2 separate regions of the Homo sapiens genome follow, and region 1 is linked to region 2. Evidence: chromatin contacts called from ENCODE Hi-C data. All regions are on one chromosome and are shown on one strand. The core of a region is the stretch at or near the end of the contact, and the rest is flanking DNA. Distances in the headings are between cores, read along the strand shown. Region 1 overlaps ATP10D (ATPase phospholipid transporting 10D (putative)). Region 2 overlaps ATP8A1 (ATPase phospholipid transporting 8A1).

What was found. A loop is a pair of places that touch in the nucleus more often than their neighbours do. Pooled maps may share reads with other maps.
Region 1: a loop to region 2 is called in a map with no recorded cell type, with 16 times the contacts of the local background. The contact joins two enhancer-like sites. A Hi-C loop is called at or near these places in 2 of 37 single-sample maps with no recorded cell type and 1 of 50 pooled maps.

The regions. Positions count from the first base shown.
Region 1 is chr4:47,517,781-47,522,199 of GRCh38, forward strand. The region is part of intron 3 of ATP10D (ATPase phospholipid transporting 10D (putative)); the gene reads left to right. Among named protein-coding and RNA genes, the nearest start is that of ATP10D, 35 kb to the left of the region's middle. Within about 2 kb of position 1,916, at least 2 of the 41 ENCODE cell types and tissues checked have a DNase peak (open chromatin) inside an H3K27ac peak, as active enhancers do.
Region 2 is chr4:42,636,911-42,641,511 of GRCh38, forward strand. All of the region lies in intron 1 of ATP8A1 (ATPase phospholipid transporting 8A1), which reads right to left. Among named protein-coding and RNA genes, the nearest start is that of ATP8A1, 18 kb to the right of the region's middle. RefSeq lists enhancers at 2,001-2,050, 2,281-2,400. Within about 2 kb of position 2,250, at least 4 of the 41 ENCODE cell types and tissues checked have a DNase peak (open chromatin) inside an H3K27ac peak, as active enhancers do.

The sequences.
Region 1 (4,419 bases), core at 666-3,165, 4.9 Mb after region 2:
TGGTATAACTTTTTTCTCAGGTGTCCTTTTAGACATAGTCCAGATTGATTTTCATATAAACTTAAAGATGAAATGCAGTATTATAGTCAGTTATTTAATATCCATTCTAAGATGTTCCTTTATGTTTGTGTTTCTTAATAGGCTCAGGTAATTTTATGTGTTTTTATCTGTGTATAATATAATTTGCTTTTGTTTGGTATTGTAGAAGAAATAGTGCTTATGTTTTTCCCCCAGATCATTTCTGGAACAATTATTATAAGGTTATAAAGAAATAAAGATGGGATATAAAACCATGCCTTGTTGATTTAAATATGCTAATGTAAATGTATATGAAATACAAAGAAATCAACTTACAAATTATTTCTCCACAAATTTAGGGTGAAATTATGGGGGCTATTTAGCAAGTTTTTGGAAGAAGCATATTAACATTTCTAAGCAGATAATTTGGTTCTTTTTTGTAGTAGGTGGTGTTTCACAAGGCGCTTAATTTTCTATAGAAAAGTATCATTTGGAATAACAAACACTAGTCTAGAAATTAATCATTTAAACTCTATTATACCCCCAATTAAGTTAGAATAAGCTATTATAGAAAACCTGACTTTCTTAAGATTTCCCTTAAAATAGGGGCCACTTATAAGGTTTTAAAATCTGTTTTAACATAATGAAACTGTCTTGAAAATAAGACTATTAATCATTCAACAAATCTGAGTGCCTGCTATGTGGTAAGCACTGAGAGACTTAGAGGATTTAAACTAAAAATAGATACAATGTCTGCCATCAAGGAATGTACATTATTTTCTGACCTTTAAAAATCACCATGTTGTTGATGTTAGAAGTTTCAAAATATTAGTTAACATTTTAGGATTATCTTATAAATCCATAGAATTTCATGATTTGTAAAATGAGAACTTCAGTAGCCATCTAAGATAATTAACCTTAGTAACACACTTTACGAAACAAAAATTTTAGATTCTTCAAATTTTCTTGAAAATACACAATTAAACCACATTTTATTTGGTGGTTATCAGAAGTGACTGTAGCTGGTAGTAAACTCTAGTATTTGAGAGGGTAGACTCTGGATATACCTGCCTTGTTTCAATTTACAGGGCCACTTAAGAGCTGTGTAACATTGAACAAGTTACTTAACTTGTCAAGGCCAATTTTTTCTAATTTGTAAAAGTGGGGCTGTCCTGTTTTCATGATACCAACCACAACATTGATTCAAAAATTAAATAAGTTGATATATGTAAAGCATCTAATAAATCTTAGCTGATTTTGTGCCCAATGATAATTCATTATTTGCTTATTATAAATAATTCAGTGTTTTATTGGAAACATACTAAAAATACCAAAAAGAATAATTAATTCATAATCCTACCCTTTCTCTCTTTAAAGATAAAGTGAAGTAGGCATCCACATTCCCCACCCTTCATTCTTACTTCTCCCTTTTGTCCCTTACCAGCTCCCATCCTAGTGGAATCACTGTTAATCGTTCAGTGTGTATTAGTTCCAACTTTTCCCAATGCTTGTGTAGCAGAGCTGTTTGCTACTGAACTTATAAGAAACAAAATGGGCCTAGAAGCTTTCCTAAAGGAGGGATTGTGGATGCTGTGTCCTGGTCATTGAGAGTCACACACAAGCACAAACCACCAAGGAGATGCAACAAGTTCTAGTTGTGCATTTAGGCTCTGGGGAAAGAAGAAAGTCCTCTTACTAGTTTTAATTATATATCAGGAAAGGAAATGTAGCCTTATGTTTCCATCTCCCAACACTGTAAATGTTCCAGGCTAGTTAAATGTGGCTGTGAGCATTGTGGTTTAACCTGTGGTTGCTTTCCCACCGTGCTCTCTGAAGCCTTCTTTATTCCTCCACTGGGACTGATGTGCTGTCTCACCTTTCTTTGCCTGATTCATTCTTGAACACCCTTTAAGACTCAGTTCGGGTATCACTTCCTCCAAGGCCCAGTGCCCTTCCTGTTTGCCCCCATAGTAGCCTGTAGACAGCTCCCTTTTAGGAAATTGCTGTTTGTGTCTCTGTTTCAAATTTTGACCATAACCTCTCTAGAGTGGGGACCCTATCTTAATCATTTTTGTGTATTTTGTACTATGCACCTAACATGGTAACTGGGATATTAATATCGGTATATGTTTCTAGACCTGAGCTAGCCAGTGATTGGGAAAATTAGCTAGTGTTTTGTTTTGTTTAAATCTTGGTACATGCTACAAATGGGGAAAAATGAAGTGAATTTGAATGTGAAAGTGACTTCATTTGAGTTTTCTTCTAATATAGAGAAAGAAACTTGTTCCTTAGAGCAATGTTACTTCTTATATTTGCAAGAATATGAAATTCCTAACCCAAATGTCAAAATCTGTCTCTCTTTGGGCCTTCACGAGTTCTCAGCAAATTTCCTCCTGGCTTTCTTCAGATAGAAAGTAGAGAGCAGTAAGCATGAATTATGTACCTCAAATTATACCATCTGTCTTTACCTACTTTCTTCTGACCTTAGATGAAGAGGGAATTCCCTTTCTTGTAACAGTAATCCTTCCATCTGTATTTTTCATCTCATTCCTGTTGCTTCTCTCTAGCTTCAACCAGCATCTCCTCTCCCTCCTTTTTCTTCCACCTTGCCTTCTGCATTGGCTTCTCCCCTGCATCCTATGTGCATGCCCAGTTCGCTCGTCTTTACTGTCCTTTGACTTACCTTCCCTGGCAGTGGCTACCTTCACCCCTTATTCTTTTCATAGGTAACCTTCAGGAAATATTCTACTTCGGTAACTTCTTTTTTGTTTTGTTTTGTTTTTTGAGACAGAGTCTTGCTCTGTCTCAAAAACAGGTTGGAGTGCAGTGGCGCAACCTTGGCTCACTGCAACCTCCACCTCCCGGGTTCAAGCGATTCCCCTGCCTCAGCCTCCCGAGTAGCTGGTATTACAGGCATGCACCATCATACCCGGCTAATTTTTTGTATTTTAGTAGAGACAGGGTTTCACCATATTGGTCAGAATGGTCTCAATCTTCTGACCCTGTGATCCGCCCCCCTCGGCCTCCCAAAGTGCTGGGATTACTGGCATGAGCCACCGTGCCCGGCCTCTGTAACTTCTAATTACTCCCTGATTCACAGAGATTACACTTTCTTCTTCACTCTTCCAATCAACAATTTCACGTTATCAACTTTCTCCAAGGCCACCAGACCTAACAGCCAAATACTGTAGGCAGCTGGGTCTTTATTATACAGGACTCCTCTGTGGCTTTCAACTATTGTGACTCCCTCTTATAAATTTCCTTCTTCCTTGATTTCTGAGACACCACTTATCTCGGGTCTTCTTTCACCTTACTATCACTTTGAAGACTCCCTGAGAAACCTTATCCTTACCTGGAATCAACTGCCATCTATGTACCTAGGACTTCCAAATCTTTACTCATGATCTCCAGATCAGGACCCTCAAACTGCTGGGCAGATACTTCAAATAAAAGCTTTTCAAACTGAAGTTATCTCACCTGTGATACAACCAGTTGCTTCTAAAATCTGAGACCTGTGACAGCACCATCCATCACCTCATAGTACACGTTAGGAACCATAGTGTCACCCTGGATAATTCCTTTACCTGTAGTAAGTCCAAAAACTTGTTTCCGGTACCTAATATGTCTTGATTTCATCTTTTATGTATCTGTGTCGCTACTGCCTTAATTCTGACCATCTTCATTCCTCCCCTGAATTATTTCAATAACTTACCGTTGGTCTTTTGGCCATACTCCTAAATAAACTGCCATCCAAAAATCCATTCATTACTCTGTCTCAGGAGTTGGCAAACAGAAGTATGGTCACATCCTTCTTTGTCTGGACCTTTAGTTACTCTCCATTTCCTATGGAATGAAATTCCTACTCCTAGATATGGCATGGAGGACCGAACTGTCAAAATAATACCCCTGCCTACCTTTTTTATCTTTGCTCTGTTACCTGCCTCTATGGAAGAATGAACTGATATGCACAGACACTAGGGAAAAGTTTGGAAAAGACAAAATAAACTGTTGATTTGCCTTTCTCCATGGACCAATAAACCCTTCAGATAATCAAAGATTTCCTTTGTTGGTTTCAACCTTGTGCATTTGGTATGTCCTGAAAATGTACTTCTTAGGTAGCCTTTTAAGCTAAATATTTCTTGAAAGAGCTGATATAATTCTGTATGGCAGAATTTGTTAAAGTATTTGTGTAAGGTGTGATTGCTATTTAATCTGATGAAATAAAATAAGTGTATTTTGTTATATTTGTCACAAATATTAGTTTTTTATGGATATTTGGGAGACAATGAAGGAATAAGACAGACCTTGTTAACTTTTGTTGGTGGCATCATATGTGAAATGCCACCTAACTAGCTAACATGACACATGACATTCTACTATACAAATGTCCTCATTTTACCC
Region 2 (4,601 bases), core at 1,000-3,499:
CTGCCTTAGATCCTCCTCAACCTTTCTCTAAGCGTTTCATGTGATTCCAGGAGCTACTCCACCCGCTTAAAGGATATGCTCAGCCTATATATTATGGAGTCTTGACAGAATCATTTCAGTCCTCTGTTGGAAGCCAAGTCCTGTCCCAACACCCATCTAATGTAGGTGGGCAGTGATGCCCTACCCAGACTGGCTAGCCTTCTACAAGAAGCTAAGCCCTGTTCCCTGTACCTCAACCGCTAGCTGGCTTTTCTGATCAACATGGAATGATGACCTGGAACCACAGTGCAATTTTCCTGCTTAAGAATAAGCAGGCTACCTGGAACCTTCCCCAACAGGCCCTACTTGCTGGATCAGATCTCTTCTGATGTTAACAGCTGCCCTAAACAAGCTCTGAGTCCAGCACGTTCTGGGACAACTGTGGATTGCAACTCTAAGGAACTTGCACAATAGCCAAACGGTTTTCCACATCCCTACCTTCTTCTCCATCACCCTCTTGTTCATGCAACTGTGATGCTAGCTCATTACCTCCAAGTCCATCTGAGTTATAACAAACATTACATACCCTTGATCATGTAAAACATGGTTATCTCCTTCAACAATTGATAGCTTTTCATTATACAAAAGGGTTCACTTTTTAAAAGAGTTCTAAAAATGAAGATTAGGAGACATCACTTGTCATATGGAGACTTGCTCAAGGTTAGAGAGTCACTGAGCACCAAAGGCAAGACAACATTTGGAAACTGATAAAGTCCAACCCATATCTAAAGCTCTGACACTGATAGATAGATTCATGCATTCATTCAACAATTAAATTTGACCTCACCTCTCCCTTTAACTCTGTCCTTTGCTGGTCTATTACACCTCAACAGTATTTCCAGTTCAGACATTTCTCTACCCCTTCAGCCTTGTTGGATGCTACTTAAGTGTCAAAATACTCTCCTTGGCCATTCTTCTTTGAAGGGATACCTACAAAAGTTTTGAATATATTGTCTATGTAAAAGACCATCATACATCTGACACTAATCTTTTGAGCTATATGCTTAGTTCAATAATAATAAATGCTATGCATGCTTATGTACAGAGGATGGGACAGGCACAAGGGTATGGGTAAGTATCTATTAAGTATGCTACTCTAATATGGGGAAGTAACATGAATGACCCTTCAGGAAAGTCCCTTCTGTGCACTAAATGTTTGCTAAATTTTCTATTTCAATATAAGGCATCCAAAAATTCCCAGAAATTTATAGTCTTGTCTCTATCCTAATAACCACTAATATATTTTGTCATCAGGACCTGTCATTAGGAGACATGGTAAATGACATGTTTCTTTAAGTGCCTTTGAGGGAATTGATTTAAAAATAAACAAGTGTAAAACACACCACAGCAGTTATTGTCTAAAAAAGGAAAAAAAGTAATGGCTTAACATTTCTTGAACTCACGCTAAATTGCGACAAGCCCCTGAAGTAGCACTACAAATTCTAAGTGGTGGATTCTAAAGAGTACTCCTGACATTCAGAAGAAAGGATATCCTTAAGCAGTATTACAAGGAAATCTATAGTATGCCTAGAGTTGGGCGTCACACATAGTAAACAGTCAATCTTGTTGGCAGCCAGCCTTGGATATTAACCTAAAATAATAGTCATCTTCGGCATGCTGAATTGCTTGGAAATAATAAAACATTTACTAACGCCATTTCATGCTTAACTGGAAAAGGAACCAGAACAATGAAAGACAGAAGGAATTTAATGACATCTCCTTGGGAATAACCCACAGATAACTTTATCTGACAGAAGAATTAAATAGTATATTTGCCAACATAGATGTTTAAAAATTGACACAGAAGCAGACTGCACCAGAAACGAGGGGTTGCAACCACCAGACATCTACCAAGCATCTCCTAGAAGTCTCAATTAGCTTAAAGCACCACTGACTTGCAGTGGCATTAAGTTCACCTCTAAAAATGCACAGGAAACAAGGCAGACTGACACTACGGACTGGATTCTAATCCAAGCAAAAGTGGTAAAGTAGTAATGATACTCTTCAAAAAATAACTGTATCAAAGAGTTTTTGACTGTCAAAGGGGAATACCAGGCCATGTCAGATATGTATTCTGGATTTCAGGAGGGCACATTTCAATTTATTATCAAGACCCACAAAGTGCAGAAGCCCCAACAGCTGTCCAAACCCACATGCTGAGTAATTGTGGAAGGCCCTGACAAGGCGGGGAGGTGGTCAGGGAGGGTTGAAGGAGTTGTATTTAGAGACCACTGCTGCTTCACAGGAAGTACTTGAACAAGCACAAGATTAAAAAAAGATCACAGGAAAGGTTGAAAATAGATAGGTTCACATGTTCAACAGTGAATATTAACAGATGCACAGACATCTGAGACTGGAGGAAAGGTGTTGTAAAAAACGTTAGAGACCACTCGATTTTTCCCCCTTTCATCTGGGACACAAAGAATTGATGAGATGAGCCTGCTGCCTAGAATAGATGATACAATGTTGTTAACAGATAATAAAAGGCAGAACTTCTCAGCTCCAACATCTACTTTGCTTCAATCGTCTATCAAGGATAATCATCTTAAGACTGGAAAGGTTAGAATGAACATTAGTTCGAAGAACTAAACCAAAAGACAAGGTAGGGGATTATTTTAAGAGGGAAAAAAAGAAAAATCAGCACCTAACTGCTCTAAATGAATTCCTAGCCTATAGTAAATACATATATGTATGTGTAGGTATATATAATTATTTTCTAACCTACAGAACTGTGAGAACCTGCAAAATAGTTAAGTGAACTGTTACTAATCAGAGAAGAACTATGGTGAATGAGAGAGGAACTAAAAGATGAAGACAATTTAGTCATCGTTCAGTATGCATGGGGGATTGGTTCCAAGACCCCTTACCAAATCTGCAGATGCTCAATTACCTTATATAAAGTGATGTAGTATTTCAAATAACCTACACACATCCTCTTGTATATTTTAAATCATCTCTCGATTACTTATAATACCTAACACAATGCCTACACGTCATTTGCATGGATTCAACATAGTACTTGGTGTGTGGCAAATTGAAGTTTTGCTTTTTGAAACTCTATGGAATTTTTTCTGAATACTTTTGATCCATGATTGGCTGAATCCATGGACGTGAAACTCAGGGATAAGGAGGGCCACCTGCACTCTCCCAGTGTTCTAAAAAGAAGATGGATCATAAAGATCATAAACCACTGTTTTTTAAAATGGGAGTCTACAGATGTGCTTTCAAAGTTCACAGATTTACAAAATGAGATCCACTGCTTCTAAAGGATTTTTGGGAAAGATCTGAAAATTCAGAAGTTAAAAGAACATTTCTGAGAATTCAGTTAAACATGGAACTGAGCTTAATTATTTTGAAAGCAGTGTTTCTCATACAAAGAATATATTCTCAAAGACCAAAAAGAAATGTTTCCTCTAAAAAAGGTCCTTTACATTAGATAAGTCTGAATAATAATGCTATTGGCCAATGAGTTTGAGGCCAATGCTAGTCAAACATTAAGTGCAGCTGATTAACAGACTGCTTAAAAGGGAGGTGGTGACTGGTGGGGATCAGTAAGCCTCCACTGACTAAATCCCTTTTCTTTCTTTTCAAAAATAGAACCCTCAGCATCTGGATTTCAAGAAGGCTTTTGTGTAGGCCCTATTGTTATAAATGAAGACACACGATTCCATGATTATGAAACAATGTGGATTCACAACTATGTAGCTGACAAACATACATGGAGGGGTCTCACATACTAAAGCTATTCTTTGGCCATCCCTGCCTGTGAGCCCTTCTGAAAGAGCCTCCCCTGGGTCACCCTTGGACTCGGTCTCTCCTTCCATCTCCTGGCCTGGCCTAGTACCTGAGCCCTAGGTGTCAGGGTCAACATGGAGCACCTGACCAGCCAGGCCAGTCAGATCCCTTTTAGAGAATGTGGATTTGTGGTCAGTCAACTCAGCACCAAGTAAGGAACATCACGGACAGGTGGGCTGGAGGGAGCATCATGGCACTCTGAAGCCACATGCATGCCAAAGTTAGGAAGTGAAGGAGCAGACGTACAGAGACTTCCCCCTCACCAGAAAAAAAAAAAAAAAAAAGAACAATGAACCTCTGCTGTGATACAAGAGGATCCCTTACAGTAAATGCCTAACTTGGTAAGGGCTCTGGGTGCAGACTGCCTGGGTTCCAATGACAGGATAAGGACACATGACACGATTAATCAATGTACAGATGACATGAAAAAAATCAGAATTCTAGAAGATTTTGAAAGGCTGAATAAGTTGAAGGTTCTATACTAAAGGCCTAAAGAAGCAACTGTGTAAATACAATATGGGAGACACCTGACCCAGCAAGGCATGTAGAGCATAAATGTTTTTACTGCTTTTATTGCTTTCTTATCAAGAAAAAATCTGAGGTGTCTGAGAATGGAATGGGCTGTCTTAAAAGGGTGTGTGTGGGTGTGTTCCCTTCACTGTGAGGTATTCAAGCCATATCAGTTACTGTGTTGCATTAAATGACTTCTAAGTTCCCTTCCAACTCTAGAATCCAAGGATTCTATCCTTTTAAATTTCTTTTTTTTT